7 separate regions of the Homo sapiens genome follow, and regions 1, 2, 4, 5, 6 and 7 are each linked to region 3. A link is a contact called in ENCODE Hi-C or POLR2A ChIA-PET data. All regions are on one chromosome and are shown on one strand. The core of a region is the stretch at or near the end of the contact, and the rest is flanking DNA. Distances in the headings are between cores, read along the strand shown.

The links. Hi-C counts contacts between places; a loop is a spot of excess contacts on that map. ChIA-PET counts read pairs that join two places held with the same protein, here RNA polymerase II (POLR2A). Pooled maps may share reads with other maps.
Region 1: a map of CD4-positive, alpha-beta T cell shows a loop between it and region 3 (26-fold over the local background). The contact joins the promoter of AGGF1 here to the promoter of HMGCR in region 3. A Hi-C loop is called at or near these places in 4 of 168 maps with a recorded cell type or tissue (CD4-positive, alpha-beta T cell, CD8-positive, alpha-beta T cell and transverse colon), 1 of 37 single-sample maps with no recorded cell type and 12 of 50 pooled maps. POLR2A ChIA-PET finds 5 or more read pairs at or near these places in 2 of 52 experiments (CD4-positive, alpha-beta memory T cell and HepG2).
Region 2: a pooled map shows a loop between it and region 3 (2.7-fold over the local background). The contact joins the enhancer-like site here to the promoter of HMGCR in region 3. A Hi-C loop is called at or near these places in 1 of 168 maps with a recorded cell type or tissue (naive thymus-derived CD4-positive, alpha-beta T cell), 2 of 37 single-sample maps with no recorded cell type and 12 of 50 pooled maps.
Region 4: a loop to region 3 is called in a pooled map, with 8 times the contacts of the local background. The contact joins the promoter of FOXD1 here to the promoter of HMGCR in region 3. A Hi-C loop is called at or near these places in 4 of 50 pooled maps. POLR2A ChIA-PET finds 5 or more read pairs at or near these places in 2 of 52 experiments (Caco-2 and activated B cell).
Region 5: a map of natural killer cell shows a loop between it and region 3 (5-fold over the local background). The contact joins the enhancer-like site here to the promoter of HMGCR in region 3. A Hi-C loop is called at or near these places in 1 of 168 maps with a recorded cell type or tissue (natural killer cell) and 5 of 50 pooled maps. POLR2A ChIA-PET finds 5 or more read pairs at or near these places in 1 of 52 experiments (activated CD4-positive, alpha-beta T cell).
Region 6: a map of B cell shows a loop between it and region 3 (16-fold over the local background). The contact joins the promoter of IQGAP2 here to the promoter of HMGCR in region 3. A Hi-C loop is called at or near these places in 2 of 168 maps with a recorded cell type or tissue (B cell and naive thymus-derived CD4-positive, alpha-beta T cell), 4 of 37 single-sample maps with no recorded cell type and 14 of 50 pooled maps. POLR2A ChIA-PET finds 5 or more read pairs at or near these places in 2 of 52 experiments (WTC11 and activated CD4-positive, alpha-beta T cell).
Region 7: a pooled map shows a loop between it and region 3 (4-fold over the local background). The contact joins the enhancer-like site here to the promoter of HMGCR in region 3. A Hi-C loop is called at or near these places in 2 of 50 pooled maps. POLR2A ChIA-PET finds 5 or more read pairs at or near these places in 2 of 52 experiments (Caco-2 and OCI-LY7).

The regions. Positions count from the first base shown.
Region 1 is chr5:77,029,006-77,031,705 of GRCh38, reverse strand. AGGF1 (angiogenic factor with G-patch and FHA domains 1) reads right to left here and starts at 1,302. Exons shown (of 14, transcript NM_018046.5): 1 at 730-1,302. The coding sequence starts at 939. RefSeq lists enhancers at 485-1,064, 1,076-1,425, 1,065-1,644.
Region 2 is chr5:76,555,691-76,558,414 of GRCh38, reverse strand. All of the region lies in intron 2 of IQGAP2 (IQ motif containing GTPase activating protein 2), which reads right to left. Among named protein-coding and RNA genes, the nearest start is that of F2RL2, 66 kb to the left of the region's middle. RefSeq lists an enhancer at 1,494-1,613 and a silencer at 1,142-1,636. Within about 2 kb of position 1,459, at least 4 of the 41 ENCODE cell types and tissues checked have a DNase peak (open chromatin) inside an H3K27ac peak, as active enhancers do.
Region 3 is chr5:75,335,923-75,338,714 of GRCh38, reverse strand. HMGCR (3-hydroxy-3-methylglutaryl-CoA reductase) reads right to left here and starts at 1,495. Exons shown (of 20, transcript NM_000859.3): 1 at 1,415-1,495. RefSeq lists enhancers at 465-1,023, 1,024-1,584 and a silencer at 1,264-1,383.
Region 4 is chr5:73,447,446-73,450,281 of GRCh38, reverse strand. FOXD1 (forkhead box D1) reads left to right here and starts at 1,505. Exons shown (of 1, transcript NM_004472.3): 1 at 1,505-2,836. The coding sequence starts at 1,920.
Region 5 is chr5:76,731,884-76,734,655 of GRCh38, reverse strand. It overlaps F2R (coagulation factor II thrombin receptor), which reads right to left. Exons shown (of 2, transcript NM_001992.5): 2 at 1-2,342. The coding sequence ends at 1,153. Among named protein-coding and RNA genes, the nearest start is that of F2R, 17 kb to the right of the region's middle. RefSeq lists a silencer at 1,300-1,349. Within about 2 kb of position 1,520, at least 4 of the 41 ENCODE cell types and tissues checked have a DNase peak (open chromatin) inside an H3K27ac peak, as active enhancers do; they include natural killer cell, where a contact is called at or near this core.
Region 6 is chr5:76,401,928-76,404,627 of GRCh38, reverse strand. IQGAP2 (IQ motif containing GTPase activating protein 2) reads right to left here and starts at 1,343. Exons shown (of 36, transcript NM_006633.5): 1 at 1,037-1,343. The coding sequence starts at 1,082. RefSeq lists silencers at 1,032-1,141, 1,312-1,661 and an enhancer at 878-1,378.
Region 7 is chr5:76,580,993-76,583,955 of GRCh38, reverse strand. All of the region lies in intron 5 of IQGAP2 (IQ motif containing GTPase activating protein 2), which reads right to left. Among named protein-coding and RNA genes, the nearest start is that of F2RL2, 41 kb to the left of the region's middle. RefSeq lists an enhancer at 1,640-1,729. Within about 2 kb of position 1,540, at least 4 of the 41 ENCODE cell types and tissues checked have a DNase peak (open chromatin) inside an H3K27ac peak, as active enhancers do; they include OCI-LY7, where a contact is called at or near this core.

The DNA.
Region 1 (2,700 bases), core at 53-2,552, 1.7 Mb before region 3:
TGGCCAGACTGCTCTCGAACTCCTGACCTGGTGATCTGCCCGCCTCGGCCTCCCAAAGTGCTGGGATTACAGGCGTGAGCTACCGCGTCCAGCCAAGGTTGTTTTTAATGTGACAGTTTAAGTATTAACATTTGCCCCTACCATCTTGGAAACGAAATAAGCTGCTTAACGTCTCCAACAAAAGCAGTTATATATCGTCCCTACTTACACAAGAAAGCCGAAGATGATAAACGCCCAGAAGAGCAACCTTAAACAGGTATAGCATTCAAAAGTTTGTAAAATTGTTTGTTTTACTTCACCTTTACTACTGTGAGCTATCATTCTCATTTAATGGGGAACTGAGACTCGGTATATAAGTTCACACACCCAGTGAATAGCAGAGATGGGATTCTGACTCAAGTCCAGCATTTTAATAAACTCAAATGTGATCTACAGTAAATGCGCCTACTGCCAATGGGATGTTAGGTCAAGTGAGAATGAAGACAATGTAGCCACAGTACTTAAGTTCAATTCACGCCAGCCGCGAGACATTGATTTAAATCAAGTAACCTGAACTCAGGTTTGCTCCTAAGGTACTTGGAATTGTAACTGCGCTGAGCTTCTACTTATTTACTTTAAGTACTCTACAGTAGTTCTGAGCCCCTGCCAGGGACCCCTTCCGAGGCTATCACGGGCTTCGAAGGCCTCGCCTGGGCTGGATGGGGCGCGGGGCTGAGGAGGACCGCGCACCTGCGTGCGGAGCTCCTGGTTGTTGCTTTCTGCGTTCTGGTACAGCCGTTCTGTGTGATGCAGCAGCTTCTCGATCTCCCGCACCTGCCGCTTGCAGCTCCGCAGTTCACGTTCCAACTTCTCCACCTTCCGCCTTAGCTGGGCCAGCTCAGGCTCGGGGGAGGTGGGCGGCGGCGGCGACCGCGGCGGGGACGGCGCCTCCGAGGCCATGAGCTCCGGCGCGAGACTGCTCGTCGCCGCGGAGGGGCTGCGTTCAGGCCGAAACGGACGCCGGCGGACCCAGAGACCACTGGAGCGCGCGGGCAGCGAAAGGCAGCCTCACACCCGGCTGGCCGCGGTGGCCCCTGGCCATGACGCCCTGAAACTCACTTGTAGCCGAACGGGGCTGCGAGCAACGAGCAAGGGGACCGAGGATGGCCCCTGCCCGATGTGCGCGGCCTGCAAACCGGAAAACTTTCCTGGAAACTACCTTCTCCAGCTACAGAGACAGAGGGAGGAGCGTCGGATAAGCAGTCGGAAAACCAGAGGCCAGAAGAGCTCCAGCAGCTCCCCAGTTGAGCCGGAAACAACGGCGCCAGCGGCAGGCGGGACCAAGACGGAACAGGAAGCGACGGAAAGCGGGAAGACCTGACAGTGTACGTGCCGACGTCTCGGCCTGCGGAGGGGCGTTACCTGAGGGCGTGGAGAGCTGTGGCAATGTGGCTACCGAAGCCCTAAGAGCGACAGGGAGGCTTGCAGCCTCTGGTCTCAGACATTTGCACGTGCGGATGTTCTTTGAACAAACTTTTAGTATAGCATGCATTTCCTATCTCCTTGTTTTACAAATAAGAACAGAGTATCCCAGAAATGATTTGTGGGGACTATGATGCTCTACTTATGTCAACTGAAGAATGAGGAGGTTAATAAATTTAGAAAAGGGCTTTATTTCTCATGAAGGGTTACAGCCTGCAGGGTGGCCTTTCTGACAGGCTTGGAAGCATAGCCTCTGGTCAGAAGCTGAGAACAGACACTTGGAAGGAAGGACAAAGGGAACAGAAATTTATGCTGAGCAGGGTGGCCAAATATATTCAATGAGCTGTAGGAGGATTCATGAATATTTATGAAAGGAGAAATATGCACATGCACAATTAAGCTTCCTGCCTCTCTATGGGACCCATATTCAAAAAATGGTGGTGTTAGCATGATCCCAGTGTGAAGTTTTCAGCCCTCTGATGTCAAATGGCAAAGCAGAGGACATGAAAACCCTCGCTGTGAGTCCCTGGTAGATTGGCCAGAACTTCTCTGTGGTTGGTGGTCTCTTATCAGGAAGGAATGCTGGTTGGTGTGAAATCAGCCCAACTGTCCTATAGAACTGATGTTTATGGTTTCTTTTGAATAAACCTGGAAATTTACCCTCCCAGTCTTAAAACTTCAGAAAGTTACATCTTTCTTATCTGAGTTCCTTTCTTGGGAAACCAACCATGAGGCCTCCCAGATAGTATCAAGGAATTGAAACTTACCAGATCACTGCATCTGGACAATGAGGCACCATACCCCTCACCCATCATGATTGCCTAACCAGCCACCTGCTGCCTGTTGAACAAGTCCTCATCCTTACCGCTCACTAATTCCTGTTTTCTCACATGTAGTCACATTTCTCCCTTGCCATATAAACCTCTAATTTTAGTTGGTTGAGGAGATGGATTTGAGACTGATTTCCTATTCTCCTTGGCTGCAGCACCCAAATAGAACCTTCTTCCCTGGCAATACTCCTTGTCTCAATGACTGGCTTTCTATGTAGTGAACAATGGGTCTATTCAGTCAGTTCAGGGGCTCAGAATTTTACTTTTATTTCTCATTTAGTCATTCTTCTGGTTCCTGAGTTTAGACCCCCCGGGAAAATAGAGCAAGTACATTAGGTCTGAGTCGCAAAAAGGAGCATCCCTGGTGGGAAAATAAGAGAGAGACAATATTCTGTGGAAAAGGGGAGAA
Region 2 (2,724 bases), core at 210-2,709, 1.2 Mb before region 3:
AATAATTACATTTTCAAATAATTATCTTGGAAAAATGCAAGAAATCATTTTTTACACAAAAATATATGAATGCTTTATAACAACCTGGAAATTGGGGTATATGTGTGAGGGGTAGGGGCTGGGGGTAAACTGACAATTGGTAGCAAGAGTAGGGGGAGATAAGTTGACAATTGGGAGCAAGGGGCAGGAGGCAAAAATAAAAGCTCCCCGAAGTATGATATTTTAGAGTTGGGCTTGTTTTTAAAAAGAGGTAATCACATTTTTGTCTATATTAGGATATATGTGCAGTAGGTTTAAAACACTGATACCAGGCCGGGCATGGTGGCTCATGCCTGTAATCCCAACGCTTTGGGAGGCGCAGGCAGGCGGATCACTTGAGGTCAGGAGTTGAAGACCACCCTGGCCAACATGGTGAAACCCCATCTCTACTAAAGACAAAAATTAGCCAGGCATCGTAATGGGCACCTGCAGTCCCAGCTACTCAGGAGGCTGAGGCAGGAGAATCGCTTGAATCTGAGAGGCGGAGGTTGCAGTGAGCCAAGATCGCACCACTCCACTCCAGCCTGGGCGACAGAGTGAGACTCTGTCTCAAAAAAAATTAAAAATAAATAAATAAATAAAACACTGATAGCAAAAACTTAGGTTAGCTACAACCTATTTAAAATATAGCCATGGCTAATTCTTATGACATTATGAACTGCTCAAAGGCAAAGGCCATTTCTTCTTTCTCTTTATAATCCCTTTGTGCCTGGCAACCTGTTTACACAAAGCAAGTACTTAACATATGGTTATGAAAGATTCTGACTGCTAAAAAGAAAGTTTTCCAAGCATCACAGTTACATCATAAAATATTTTAAGATATTGCCAAAGATTTACAAAATGTTACTTTTTTTAACATTAGGCATCAATGGAGATACCTCTTTTTCTCTGCCTTGAAAGTCAAAAGATGATGCTATTATTATCAATGACAACTAGTGTTTATTGAGCATGATCTTTTGCCAAAATCTGGACTTGATACTTTATGGGGATTATCATGGAATCTTCTCATGATGACCCCATAAGGAAGAGATGCTATCAGAATCACCATTTGCTGATGATTTTCCGGTGTTTTTCTCAGATTCTGTTGATTTTCTGACATGATATCTGAGGTTTTCCAAAGCTCAGAAAAGGCTAAGGCTACCCAGCTCAATAAGCTGACAGGGGCCAGCCTCTGCTCCTCTAATTCCAACTTTTAATTTCTCACAACTCACCAAACTGAATCCTCTAGCCTAGTGTAAAACAAAAGTGATAACAAAACACTGCAGGGCTGCTTCCAGAGTAGCGGTAGAGTTCCACGGCTTGGAGACATAGATGTTGTCACTGTTTCAGTATGAGGTCAGAAGATAGTATATTCACTGTCAGGGTTGAGTAGATTCCTGGGGCTTCATTTGTTCTCTCAGAACTTCCTCTTTGTCACCTACCTTGCAACAGGCAGGGTAAATGGTCCAGGTTTCCCCTTGTAGTGCTGTAGCAGGGCAGAGGCAAGATATAGGAAACTTAGAGCCTATTCAAATGCAGTCACCTCCTCAGGAAGGCCCACAGGCCTAGAGCTCTCAAAGGTCCTTCCAATAAGATACAACTTGGAAACTCCTATCAATCATCAGCCAGTCTAGGAGCAACAAACAAGACTATTCTTCTAGGACAGGTGACAGACTCTGCTGACAGAATAACCAGTCAGACTGGGTACTTAACATTGCTCTAAAGGTATTAAAATCCCTCACAATGAAGCAGGAGCCATGATATGAAACTTCTAAACTTGTGCCCAGTCATCATGCGGGCTGACTAGCCTTTGGATTGATTTTTTAAGTATAAGGAGAAAACTTCAAGCCCAGATAGGGATATAGGAGTTAAGAAGAAATCACGCAGGCAGATAGCAAGGGTATGGGAGTCCTTGGTAAGGTTCTTCTTTTTAATGAAAAGCAGCCCCAAATCATTTTCTATCAAAGAGCAGCCAGCAAGCTGGGAGCTTGCACAGGTGAATGCCAGCGGGAACTAAGGAGTAGACATGTTCAAGATGGCGGCTCCATCTTCCCTTCTCTGCCAGCCACCTGTACTGTAAAGGAGCAGACAAGATGGCCCTAACTGGACAGCCCATTTGCATAAGAAGATTAGGGTGGGGAAACCAGCCTTCCCCGCACTATGTAAATGTCATACCTGATTGAACCAATCTATGAGCTCTAGGTAAATCAGACACTGCCTCTTGAAACCCTACTATAACACTCGAGGCATTCACCACCAGCAGGTCCTTTCTGCTGGGAGACCCCCTCCTTTACAGAGGAAGCTGTTTCTCTCTCTTCTCTTCTACCTATTAACCTTCTGCTCCTAAACTCCTTGTGTATGTGTCCTAAATTTTCCTGGCAGGCGACAACAAACCCCAGGGTATATACCCCAGACAATGTAGCTCCTTCAATACCAGAGTCTGCATTCGTAGCCCCACAGCATCTGTAAGGTGCCAAGTGACTGGGTTGTAACCACAGAAGGTGTGGGGAAATGAGTGTGAGAGGTGCACCACCCCTAAGTGTGGCTCAGGAAAACCTCCCATGGATAAACCTCCTCTCTCTCCTCCCCATCTGCTGGCTGGAGAAGGTAGAAGAACTTCCATCAGACAGGGTCCCTGAATAATTGTGTGGTAAAGAACCCCATGTTTTCAAGGTCATTCTTGTTGGTTAAAAAAAAGAAAAGCAG
Region 3 (2,792 bases), core at 246-2,745:
TAAATACTGGCAATTTCACATGGGTCAACCTAAGTAGACCATGTAATTCCATAATGTGGCTATCTATAGTCTAGAAACTAGACCATAAAGGAATACAAAGAGTGTGTGCATGCACGCATACTCACACTCTTATCTTGAAATGGTTATCCCACATACCCGACAATTTTCATGTTAATGCTGTAACCTATGTGCAATTTTGTTTAACCTTCATGTTACTAATTCCCATTTGTTTTGGCCACCAAGTTTATCATAAGTTCTGGAAGAACACTACAACAAAGCAGGCCTGCAAAATCCAGCCTATCCCCAAAGTACTGTCCAGGTCTTTGCTAGATTATCTCTAAATTGCAAAATGCCTTTCACTGCATGGAGAGGAAAATAAATTCATAAGTAAACAAAAAGTACATTCTCTACCTTGTGGGACGCCGAAATCATGCACATTTAGTATAGCCCAGAAACAAATGCTTCCTACGACTCTGCAGGACCATGTCTAAGAAGGAATATCCTCAAATCCTGAAATATTTCAAACGACTACTTAAGAATGGAGTACATCGACCTCCTCCTACTGCAGAAATTAACTGTTCTATATTTGTATCTCCAAGGTACATTTTTCCTAAAAGAATATCAGCACCAAGGAGACTACACCCCTTACCAAAAAAAAAAAAAAAAAAAGAGGGAGAAGAATCTTTTGAGTCATTGTGCGAATCCCCACGTTGGGCTCCGCATCCTCTCAAGCCGTTCTCCTGTAAATAACCAGACACATCTACACCAATCCACGGTTCTTTCATGGTTCTAAGTTAGTCAGCAGTATTTACAGAGATCTTTCCCGTCACCTAAAAGAAAGGTGCTAACGAACAGCAGTTCCTGGGCGTGAATGCCCGGATCCCGGGATGCAGGCGCTTCTCCCGTCTGCCCTGCGAGCTGCCGGCCCGACAGCCCCATAGACCCCTAGCATTTCTCGAATCCAGGGGCCTCCGAGGTCACCCTGCCTGACACCCTTTCCGCCCCGATTTTCGTGACCGTGCAGCCAGCACTGCCTACTCTGACTGAACAGGGACGATGAACGCAGCTACGCCCCGCGGGTCCACCGATGATGACCGCAGTCACGAAGAGGCCAGACCGCCGCCCGCCTCTCAAGCCCACCCCGGGACCCCGGGTTACTCCGGCACTGATGCCGGCCGCCGCTCGGCCTGCCGGGCCTCAAGGACATTCCTTGCAGTCCCCGCGGGTCCGAGCTGCCACACCGACAAAGCGCAACCGCAGCCCCCTCCAGGTCCGCAGGAGCTGCCGGTAGCCACTTCCCAGGGCCGAGGGAAGCTCCAGAATTGCCACCAACACAGCCCAAACCCCGCTCCCACCCATCTCCGCCCCGCTCCCCGCCGCCCCTGCCCCTCTTCTCGGTCACCGCCCGCCTCACCTCCAGATCTCACTAGAGGCCACCGAACCCCGGCGCCGACGCTCAGCCTGGCTCCAGTTAACGCAGTCGCGGAGCGGAAGGAGCCCTCACCTTACGCACGCTCGGAGCTGGACGAGCCTTCGACCAATAAGAGAGGATCGTTCGATTGTCTAGCCAATCGCCTGGGGGCTGCTCGGCCTGACGGCGCTACGTCACGAACGGTCGCCTTAACAACCGCCCACAGCTCTCTGCAGGGCCAAGAACAGGCACCGCACCATCTCTCACCACGGCTCGGCCAACCAATAGCCGTTCGAGTCCCAGCACTAGGGCCTGCCTATTGGTCCTAGAGCTGTGGGGGCGCACGCATGGCAGCTGCCTAGGCGGAGGCGATAGGGGACCAGGCGGGTGGAGTGTCCCACAGCCTCAGTGCCTGACCCGTGCTCGTCCTGGCTGTGATAGTACAGTAGGAGGCAGTGATAGGAAGCAGAATCGGAGCGTGAGGGAAAACGCAGGGTCAGGTCGATGACTGAAAGCTCAGTTACTAGCGCGGGAGAGATGGAGGGAAGCGGAGGCGGCCATGAGAAAAAGAGGAATATAAAAAAAGGGAAGGTGGCGGCGACGGGCACCTCAAACCTGTAACTGGCCGGTAGCCGAAACCAGCGCTTTCCCGAGATTTACCCATTAGTGTAAATGGCTCCGGTCACCTGCGTCTCTCTCTCTTGTGTGCGACATCCATTGCATACTGGATTCTCTCTGAAATGTGCCTCTCCTGCGTCTTCTGTGCGTTCCTTCTGCTCTCCGCCTGGTGCAGGGCTTTATTATGTCTTACTTAAAACAGTGCAATAGCCTCTCCTAACTGGTCTTCCCAGTCTTACACGCATGCACTTCCCAATCTGTCCTGCAGAACTCCCACATGCAGTATGTGGCATACTACTTCCTATTATGCCATAGACCCAAATCAGCGTTTCTCATTGTCTACTGGATTAAAGAAAGAACCTGTCACCACTAATATGGCCCCACCACACATTTCTGACGTATCTCTACTTTCCTGTGCGAACCTTACAGTTCAGCCAGGAGTAACTGGCCCTTCTTCAGTCACACTCAGTACCTTTTTACCTCCCTGCTTATGTTCTCTTTGTTTACCTTGGATATGCCTACCCATTTTAACTGCTGAGATCCTAAATATCCCTTAAGGACTTTTTCATATGCCACCTCCTTTCCTAATTCCCTCAAACACATCATCACTCCCGACCTTGAAAACCCATAAAATTTCCGTAGTATTTTTTTATTTGTCTTACTATCGTATGTGGAAATTTATTAAGGACAGGAATTGTATTTCACTCAATTTTTAAAGCCCATATTTTGAAACACATTACGAAGAAAACACTAAACACTCCTT
Region 4 (2,836 bases), core at 256-2,755, 1.9 Mb after region 3:
CCTACAGAACGCCATTGAATTTTGATTCTTAGTTCTTGTCAAGGGGTCATTTTAATCAGAAAGTTAAACTTTTGGGACAAGCTCCCCTCTTTGAAATAGAAGCATTTTAGGAAATGCACAAATAAGTGAATGTGAATTCAACAAACTATTAGGATTTTTCCACTAGCCAAAATAGCTCGTTTGAGTTGGTGATAAAGATAGGTATATTTAAAAGAGCATCATATCTTAATTATTTCCACTATCTTGTCACCCGAAAAGAAAACTGAATTGAGCGGAACTTTAATCTCATAAAAAAAATTTTCATCTCACCAGAAAGGATTAACAATATTTAAGGATTTTCCAAAAACACATTTTTAAAAAGTTTATCTTAAAGTCATCTATCATTATAGTTTCTATTAATAAGCCTCAGTAGAAATATGTATATGTTATGTAATTTAAGTATTTTGAGATTACTATGCAAAGTGCTGACTAGAATGTTCCTCCTACTGAGAACTATATAGCCCCATTATGAACGAACTTCTGTTTTTTTTTTTTTTTTTTGAGGCGGAGTTTCGCTCTTGTTGCCCAGGCTGGAGTGCAGTGGCACGATCTCGGCTCACTGCAACCTCCGCATCCCGGGTCCAAGCGATTCTCCTGCCTCGGCCTCCCGAGTAGCTGGGATTACAGGCGCCGCCTACTAATTTTTTTCTATTTTTAGTAGAGACGGGGTTTCACCATGTTGGCCAGGCTGGTCGAACTTTTTAGTAGTTTCTAGGTGCAATTTTTGTGCGTGTATTTGGGTTTTCACTAAAAATTTCAATTTCTTCTCCGAATTCAATTATTACGTTCTTTATTCCCATGACATTTGTCAGATCGTCTCATTAGAGTGGCTTAGTTTAACTGTCAAGTCTCTAGGGCATTCAATCGCAGAGAAGTGAGTAAAACGCCAGTCTCACAGCGTTTTTATTAACAGATGGCGGAAAACAAACGTCTTTGGAGTAAAACCGAAGAGAATGGGTTAAAGGGTCAATAAACAATTATTATCGTGCTTAAATTGGGGGGCTTCGCATCAGATCCAATGGGGGGCCGCTCGCCCGATCTGGAGGGGCTGGACACCCCCAACCGACCCCAGAGCGTCCCCCAGGGGCCACCTCAGAGGATGGGGTGGTTATCCCCCGGCTGGAAGGCTCCTACAGGCTGTCGAGGGGTCAAACCAGAGTGTCGCGGGTGTGCTTCTGAGGTTAGGGTGGAGGACTAATTGAGGAGGCTGGGAAGTCTAACTCGTGCAGCGGCCCTCGGTGCAGACAGCCGCGTAATTCGGGCATCAGCCTCTTTGGCAAGAAATAGTGAGGTCCCCTCTCCTCCCCACTCTTCTCAGCTGCTGCCTCCCTCCTACGGGTGAATTTTCTCTCCCGAGAAGGGCTGATTTCCTAGGCTTGCTTTCCTTCCCTCGGCAGCGCTCTGACGTGCACACCATGTGACAGGCCCCCTTCTGCTATAAGCCGAGGAAGGTCCGCCCTCTCCTGGACTCAGCCCTGGCCTCGCCGAGCTCTGTTCTTAGACTCTCACCCGTCCCGCACGTTCCTGGGCGCCTGGCGTTCTGATTCGCCCGCCCGGGCCCCGCCACCCCCTCCTCAGCTGACGGGGCAAAAGCTGCTCCGAGAGGAGAAGGTCAAGTCCTCCGCCCGGGCCGGGCGCGAGCGGAGCCCAGGGAGCGCAGCATCCGCGCGGCTACCGCGGCGGCGCAGGAGTTATAAAGTCGGCGCGCGAGACTCCGCCGCCACCCGGCAGCCCCGGCGCAGCTCCGGCAGCCGCAGTCGCAGCGCCCCCAGCGTGGCGCCCCCCGGCCGGGCCTGCCGCCCGGGACCCGGGCTGGGGCGCAGAGGGAGCCCGGAGCCCGGCGCCCCCATGCGCCGCCCCGCCGCCGCCGCGCCACAGCTATGACCCTGAGCACTGAGATGTCCGATGCCTCTGGCCTCGCCGAGGAAACAGACATCGACGTGGTGGGGGAGGGCGAGGACGAAGAAGACGAGGAAGAGGAGGACGACGACGAGGGCGGCGGTGGCGGGCCCCGGCTGGCTGTCCCCGCGCAGCGGCGGCGGCGGCGGCGCTCGTACGCCGGGGAGGACGAGCTGGAGGATCTGGAGGAGGAGGAGGACGACGATGACATCCTGCTGGCCCCGCCTGCTGGGGGCTCCCCGGCGCCCCCGGGCCCGGCCCCGGCGGCGGGGGCAGGAGCCGGTGGGGGCGGCGGCGGCGGCGGCGCGGGCGGCGGCGGGAGCGCGGGTAGCGGCGCCAAGAACCCGCTGGTGAAGCCGCCCTACTCGTATATCGCGCTCATCACTATGGCCATCCTGCAGAGCCCCAAGAAGCGGCTGACGCTGAGCGAGATCTGTGAGTTCATCAGCGGCCGCTTCCCCTACTACCGGGAGAAGTTCCCCGCCTGGCAGAACAGCATCCGCCACAACCTCTCGCTCAACGACTGCTTCGTCAAGATCCCCCGCGAGCCCGGCAACCCGGGCAAGGGCAACTACTGGACGCTGGACCCGGAGTCCGCCGACATGTTCGACAACGGCAGCTTCCTGCGCCGGAGGAAGCGCTTCAAGCGGCAGCCGCTGCTCCCACCCAACGCCGCGGCCGCCGAGTCTCTGCTGCTGCGCGGCGCGGGAGCCGCAGGGGGCGCGGGCGACCCGGCAGCCGCCGCCGCGCTCTTCCCGCCCGCGCCCCCGCCGCCCCCGCATGCCTACGGCTACGGCCCCTACGGCTGCGGCTACGGCCTGCAGCTGCCGCCTTACGCGCCGCCCTCGGCCCTCTTCGCCGCCGCAGCGGCCGCCGCCGCCGCCGCCGCCTTCCACCC
Region 5 (2,772 bases), core at 271-2,770, 1.4 Mb before region 3:
CTCTGTACACTCAGCACCTATTGGAGTGGCCACAGCGCATAATGGGTGCTTCCATATCAGAACTGACATTTCAGAACAACTACTAGATGTGTTTACACCCAGTGGATGGGCATCCAGAAGTCCATGCCTTCTTTCGTTGTTTTTAAGATGGGTAGAGAAGTCTTTCATGGTCATTACCTCCTAGGATATCACATTCTGCTTTGCCAGTTTCTCATAAACATGATCAGTTCACAGCCAATCCCAGGAGGATGGAGCAAATGTAGTGGCCCCAGTCTCACTGCTGTGAGGCTCAGCAGGAAGGTTTCTGGCCAATCTGTGTCTGACATGGCCCTGGCATGTGTCTGCTGCCTGGAGTCCTCCATCGGGGGCGGACACATGCAGCTCTCAGGAATAGCCTACTCTGAAAGCCAGCCTACATTCACTAGAGGACTTATGCTCAGTTTTGGCTTATGTGTACAGTGTGTAAAATGTAAAAAATACTACCCATATCAAAACAGAGGCTTTTCATCTGTTTCCATAATTTTAGGAATTCAAACTTGGATATGTTTAAAATTGAAAACACTAGAACTTCTACGCACAGATAGTACTAAGTCTTACCTCTTAATAACTTAAACCTTGCCGTCAAACAATTTCAAAATACACTTATTTGCAAAAGTGGTACAAGCCCAAACTATGGAGTCTCTCACTGTTGATGAACACCATGAAATGTTCAGGGCTAAACTCTACCAACCTAGACTTTGCATATTAAATCAGGGAATCAGAGATTATTTTCATAATTGCTGGGGTGCGGGGAAAGAGTGTTTTAAAGTGCCTATTCTATACTGCACTGCAAATAATATATGTGTGTGCATACATCTACATATACACACATGTAAGTATGTATATGTCACCTAGCTATATCCAGAAGTGACATTCATTTATTACTGTAGCATTGGCAATATTCCCTTGGAATAACACCGTCATCTCGTCCTGTTATCTTTCTGGTAATTGACAAAAATACATGCTTGACAGCTCCCATAAAAAGCAGGTATGCAAGTCGTACATCTGTTGTTTTAGGAGGTGAATCAATAAAGTTTGGGTGGGGACTAATAGAATCCTCAGGTTATTCACTTTTATAAACTTTTCTTTTTAACCTCCCAGCAGTCCCTTTTCCTAAGTTAACAGCTTTTTGTATATGCTGTTATTCAGGTTACTAGAGCAGGTATCCATTTTACTTGCCATCAACTGCCCACTGCTGTTATAACTGCTGGGATCGGAACTTTCTTTGCAGCATAAGATACTGTAGACGTACCTCTGGCACTCAGAGGAAGCGTAATAGTAAATTAGGGGGTCGATGCAGCAGCTTATGCTGCTGACACAGACACAGAGGAGGTAGGCAAAGTAGGCAGCCTCTGTGGTGGAAGTGTGAGAAAGGAATGAGTAATGCGCAATCAGGAGGACGTTTGTGGGTCCGAAGCAAATGATGAAGATGCAGAAAACAGCAGCTGACAGGAACAAAGCCCGGGACTTCTTGCTGCGGTTGGCAACTGCGGAAGAGCTAAGACATCGAATGATAGACACATAACAGACCGTGGAAATGATCAGCGGCACAAAAAAGAAGACAGCAGAGAAGGCTGAGAAGTAGTAGGCATAGTAGCCTTCGAGCAGGGTTTCATTGAGCACATCATGACAGGTAGTGATGTTGAGCCCGGGCACCTGGATGGTTTGCTCCTTGAGGAGCAGAGGCACTACCCCTGCGATGGCCAAAGCCCAGATGGCCAGACAAGTGAAGGAAGCCCTTCCCAGAGTACGCCAGGAGAGGGACTGCATGGGATACACCACAGCCAGAAACCGGTCAATGCTTATGACTGTCATGAGCAAGATAGAGGCGTACATGTTACAGTAAAATGCTGCAGTGACGAAGCGACACAATTCAGACCCAAACTGCCAATCACTGCCGGAAAAGTAATAGCTGATCTTAAAGGGGAGCACAGACACAAACAGCACATCTGCCGTGGCCAGGTGCAGCATGTACACCACCGCCGGCTTCTTGACCTTCATTTTCAGGATGAACACAACGATGGCCATGATGTTTAGTGGGAGGCTGACTACAAACACTCCGGTGTACACAGATGGGACAAAGAGTGTCAGCCAGGAGCTGGTCAAATATCCGGAGGCATCTTCTGAGATGAATGCAGGAAGTTGTTTTTGAAGAGGACTGCTTTTATTGATGGAGACTAATCTGTATTCAGTTAACCCACTTTCATTTTTCTCCTCATCCTCCCAAAATGGTTCATATTTATCATTGGGGTTCCTGAGAAGAAATGACCGGGGATCTAAGGTGGCATTTGTTGCTTTTGATTCTGAAAAATAAAATTAAAAAAATTTTAAATGTAAAAAGTGAACGCATCAACAAGGCAAAAGCGACAAGCAGAGAGCATATTTTACTTTTGTTTATGTTTTCTTACTAGGAGAGTGGGTGGTAAAGAGCAGATAATGCACAAATAGACTTTATTAGAGAATAAGCCAACTCAAAATACTGTGAAACATTTGTCTTGATATAAGCAATACTTCCTAAACTCTGCCCCTCAAAGGGACAAAGGTGAATGATAGGTTTTCAGAGATCTACCCTGAAGACATTAGGAAAGGCTGAGTACTTGACATAAAGGGATCAATCATTGATTTCCACGCTAGCCACTGTCTATATAAACAAATCACTCCCAGCTTCCATGACTTCTCTTTCCTCCGCATACCTTCATGTGCACACTTTCTCCATTTAGTCTGCAGTCATCC
Region 6 (2,700 bases), core at 94-2,593, 1.1 Mb before region 3:
AGCAAGTCAGTGGCCTTACGCACCATCCAAAACCACACACACACACAAACAAAACACCCTGCTGAAGGTATCACCACCTTAACCCAAACCTGGTACCTCTGCCACCAAGGCCAGCCTGGGCAAAGATTAACCTGTGGTCTTCGGCCTTGGGTTCACTGACAGGGCCACCTTGGAGAGACAGCAGGCCAACTTTCTGTTTGTTTTAAAGGAAATGCTTCCTGGCACATGTTTAGGACTCTGAACTCTGCACATGAAGCCACGTGGTTGGTGTTAATCTGGCTCCATCCACTCACGATCGGCCAAAGCAACCTATTTCCGAGGGCAGCCCCTGGCTGGGTAATCGACACCATCTCGTTCAAGTCACGCGGGCTCCCGCCGGATTCCCCGGAGCCTAGTGCCGCGTCCTCTCCACACAGCAATCCTCCCGCGCGAGGGGAGCGGGGGGGAAAGGGGTTGGGGGGTTTCAGAGGGGAGGGACTTACACCTGTGAGGCCAATGGCTCTAGCGGGTCAGGTGAAGTTCGAGGGCGCGGGACAGGAGGAGACTCCCGCCCTTCCAGTCAAGCCGGCTTTGCACTAGCAGAGTGCGCCGGCGCCCTACTTGCGGTGCCCACCTGTAGCCACAGCAAACAAACTTTCCTCCCCTTCTGGGTTGGAAGAATCCGGTGCCTTACGCCACCCCCTGGCCCAAGCCGGCGGCGACCCGGAGCTCCGCGGACTCCTCACCTGATACCCCTAAAATCCCAACCTGGTCTGTCCCAGAGCGCAATCCCCGCACTGCCCGCGCACCCCGTTTGGGTATGCGGAGTGGAGGGTCTGGGTTGCCAGCTGGATATTAGGAATTGGGGGGCGGGAGGAGCGGGGGGACGCGATTCACTGCCCTTTGCAACTCCAGCTCCCAACTTTGCCAGCCGCGCAGTTGCTGCCTTCCAATTTCCTCTGCGCCGCGCAACCGGCTCCCTCGGCTTCTCCAACGCCGTCCTCGGGGAGGGAGCTCCCCAAGGCCAGCAGGAACCCCGCGCGCCCGGCGCACTTACAGCCATAGCGGGGTCTCTGCAGCGACGGCAGCTCTTCGTGTGGCATCCTGCGCGTCTCCGGGGGCCCGCCCGGGGCGCGCCCCCCGCGGCTACCCTCGCTGGCCAGGCTCGCGGGCTCTGCGCCCCGCCGGCGCGCTCGGATCCCGCCTCTCGCCGATTTCCCCTAGCCGCCCGAAGATCTGCGACCCACTCCCTCGGTGCTCTCTCGCCAGAGCCAGCCACGGCCGCCGCGCGCTGACACTGAAGTAAAAGTGAACTCTCCTCCCTCGCTCCCTGGCCGGTCGCCGCCGCCTCCCGCAGCAGGTTTCCTTTCTCCTCCAGCCAGGCCCCGTTATTCACCGCGGTGGGAGCGCGCGCCGAGACGCAGCGACCCCTACCGCGTGTCGGGCGCAGCGCCCAGGCCGCGTGGACCCGCCCCTTCTCCCCCGGGGGAGAGGGAAGGGGCCGAGAGGGACGCTGGGCCGGGACCCCCTGCAGCTGGGGCCCCCGCACAGCTGGTGGCCTGGGGGTGGCGGCCACCCCGCCTTATTTCTCGCTTCTGGAGAGTTTCGAGGGTGGAAGTGAACCAACGCGGAGAAGTGCAAGAAAAACCGCAGAAGTCACAGGGAGCCCTTCGTGTCCGGGGTGTTGCTCAGTTACTGAGGGACAAACAGCGCGGTTCCTTTTCCTCTGGGGAGATTTCACGTTGACTTTTGTTCTTCTTCTTCGTCTTTTTGGTTTTGTTTTTTTTTGTTTTTTTTTTTTTTTTGCTTCGAAAGTTGCTTCTGTCACTTTTTGTCTACAAAATAACAGGGTTCCCCTTATGACAAGAAACTGAGTGTGTGTGTGCTGGAGGAACAAGATAACCCAAGGCAACCACTCAAAACACAACTGCGAGTCATCCCCCTCCCTCCGATCACCTTGTGCCCGCCCCCGCCCCAGTGTGCAGAGCCTTCTCTCAAGCCCAGCTGGGGTCGCAAGCCACAGAAACCTTTTCCGGCTAAGCTTTTAAGGAAATTAAACTGCATGTGGCTGTTTTGAAATCGGGGTTTTCATGCGGTCGCCAGGAGCTATTTTTCTCTTTGTGTCTCAGCGTGATAAAATCTGGAGGGAATGCGGGACGCTTCCGTACCTGTGCCCTCACCTATTTGACAATTGTGGAATGTGTGGGTGACCCGATAACAGGAAAAACAAACTGAGGGAGGGCGATAAGAAATTATTTAGAGCCGGGCGCGGCGGCTCACGCCTGTAATCCCAGCACTTTGTGAAGCCGAGGCACAAGGATCCCTTGAGCCCAAGAGTTCCAGACCAGCCTGGGCAACATAGCGAGACCCCGTCTCTCCAAAAAATGAAAAAATAATATTAGCCGTATTAGCCGGGCGTGGTGGTTGCGCCTGCAGTCCCAAGCTACTCAGGAAGCTGAGGTGGGAGGATTGCTTGAGCCCGAGAGGACAAGGCTGCTGTGGGTTGTGATTGCACCAGTGCACTCCAGCCTGGGTGAGAGTGCAAGACCCTCGGAGGCGGTGGGGGGATGGAAATTATTTCGCTGAGGAAATGGTGGCATAGTGACACTAATCATTTTTTATTATGCAAGGATACAGAGGATGAGCAGCTGTTTTCCATTTCATATAGGAGACGCAGTCCTTCTCAAACTTGTTGAAACTCACATTCTTGGGCCCCACCCT
Region 7 (2,963 bases), core at 291-2,790, 1.2 Mb before region 3:
CGTTGCAGTGAGCCACGATTGTGCCACTGCACTCCATCCTGGGCAACAGAGCAAGACTCTGTGTCTCAAAAAAAAAAAAAATTTTCTCTACCATGCTATCCCTAAATTAAGGTACTTAGGCTACCACAAAATATAGGTTTGATGATAACATGAAGTAAAATGTTTATACTAAACTGTTAATTTTCCCCTTTGATGATAAAGAAGTTAGATAGCTATTTCCAATTACATTTTTAATTTCTCCATTGTACAATGTAATATTAATATAAATCTTACAATAAACAAACATCCTGGCTTAAGTAAAAGTTACCACAAGGTGGTGCTGAGAAGTTAGCTTTCTGAACATGGAAGAATCTTTGCTTTTAAATTTAAGTCTGATATTTTCTTAAGCTAATATTGATCAGGTAAAGATCTCATTTGCATATATCAAAAAATCTCATTTACTAAAAAATTAAAAAAAATATTGTATAGTTTCTGTTTGGCCTCAATTTTCAACTTTTTTTCTTTTTTTTTAAATCATTGATGTTGAGGTTTAAACTGTTAGCTTTGGAAAGATCACTTTTCATGGTATGGGCGTTTTACACCTAATCTCTGTGTGGGAGGTGCTTCCCAGCTGATTACTCAAACGGGCAAATGTTTATCAGGAAACTGTGTTTACCCAGTATTCCCATGCTGAAAAGAAACAGCAATAGCAAACTTCCTTCCCAAGCATTTAAATTCAAATGAGGCTGCTTATTACCTGAAGTATATAGGAAATCAAGTCTTAATCTAAAAAACAAAAAAGCCCATCGAATAGAAAAAGTGCCAATCTCATGTAGCTCTTCAACAGTTAATTTATTAAGCACCGTTTGGTACCTAACAGCCAAGTCAAAGGGCTGAGAGCATTCCAAAGGAAGTCATGGAATTAATGTCACCTTTGCTTCTCATGTCTAAGAGAGCACTTTTTGTGAGGTAGCAAGCCTCCTACCACACCAAAAGCTACAGCACACCTGTGCAGCTGAGTGAGGCCAGCAACGGAGGGGTTGCCCAGAGGTAGCTACCGACTCATTGACCCATGTGCTCCTACTTGTACAAATAATATCACTTAAAGTCCAGGAAGCAATAAAGAAAGTTTTAAAAAATACCATTTAGTGTATATCATGAAAGTAGTATATAGTAGTAGTAGTAGTAGTAGTTGTTATCTACTGAACCAAATTTTTCCATCTTAGTCACATACATTACTGCCAATATCACATGGCATTAGTTTTTTCTACCACTTTCAAGATAAAACTAGTGGTATTAGTTTTTTCTATACTTTCAGGATATACACTAAAAGGTACTATCGTAATGAAATGCAAACTTAAAAGGCAGGAGCTAAATTTATTTCAGCTTTCTTGGATCACATTATGTGTAGCTCATTTTGTACTATAACATGTGGAATGAATGTTTGTATATCAAAGCCTCATGGTAGAGCAGAAAGACCACAGGACTAGAATCCAGAAGCGCTGAATCCTGGTCCCAAAACTGGTAAAACCTCAGTGTGTGACTAAGAGCAAGTCACGTAACCCAAGCTTTCAGTTCCCTTATCTGTGAAATGAATGACTTAGACTACAATAACTTCCCAAGGCCCTTCCCCTTCTCAAGTTCCATGATTCTTCATTTAAAACATGTTAAATATAATAGCTGAGAGGCCTGTGCTGAAGTTCAAGTCTGATACCAGTGTTCTTTTAATTTTCTTAGAAGTAGGGAAATAATTGACTTCTTTTGAAGCCATTGGCTGGCTGAATTCATAATAGCACAGGTTCAGTTCTCACATATCCTGGTTTTTACTAACTGTGTGACCTTCGGCAGCCTCTCTGTGCCTCAACTGCCTTGGTGATAAAATGGGAGTAATAATAGTGACCACTGCACAGATATGTTATGAAGATAAAATGAGATTATACCAGTACAGTATTTTGTGCAGTGCCAGGCACATAGTTAAAAGCTCCATTTGTGTTAACCTTTGTTCTTACTATTCTTTGTTAAATAAATGTGTCCTTTGTATACAAACACTTATTGATAACCTATCAAAGTGGTTTTCTTACTTTTTCCAATGCCAAGAATCTCTATTTCACCACAGACTCCATGTTTGAAATAGTTTTATTTACTGAACCAAATTTTTCCATCTTAGTCACATATATCACTGCCAATATCATATCAAAATCCAGGGTTCTATACCTAATTTTCAGCCCCAAACCAAAGGAATCCTGAGGTAGCCTTATCATAGAGAAATTAGTTCAATTAAACCTCCTGAAGAGTTAAATATACAAACTCCAGAGACTTTAACTTGGAATCAATAGCACGTAAGCTGTATGAAGTAACAAGATGTGGTTCATAGTCTCTTAAGAGCTCAGAATTTAGGAAGACAGAAAGGCATAACCACCATACTAATTTAGGACAGAAAGAGGAGGAAAGGGAAAGGAATGGTTCAGAGCACAGAGAGAATTCTGAGCAAGGAAGGACTTGAAAGAAATAAGCAGGTGCAACTGCCTCCCTCACCTTACTTCCAAATACTGCCATCTCCAGATATCCCTTCTGAGAACCTAGGATTAGAGCCTGTCCTTTGAGCTAAGAAACTGTCTTTGGAAATCTTATTTATAAATGCAAATATGTTCACTGTTAGAGATATAATCAATCTGATATAAGGGTTCAATCAGTTTCTTAGGGAAGGAAAAGGTTCTAAGGGAACAGAGTGTTAAGACAAGGAAAGTTATGCATTAATGCCTGAGGAGCAGGTTCAAAGGCCACCTGGTAAGCAAGACAGCCACCTGGCTGTGTGGGAGCTGGCTAGACAAACTCTACTCCACAAAGCTCCCAGAGTACCTGGACGGCTGGTGAACCAGAAGTGGGTCTGCCAGAGCCATGGCATCACCATTGCACCTGAAAACATGGCTGCTGCGACACAGCTACAGTATCAGCAGCGGGAAGAGTAATCCTATCACAGAGGA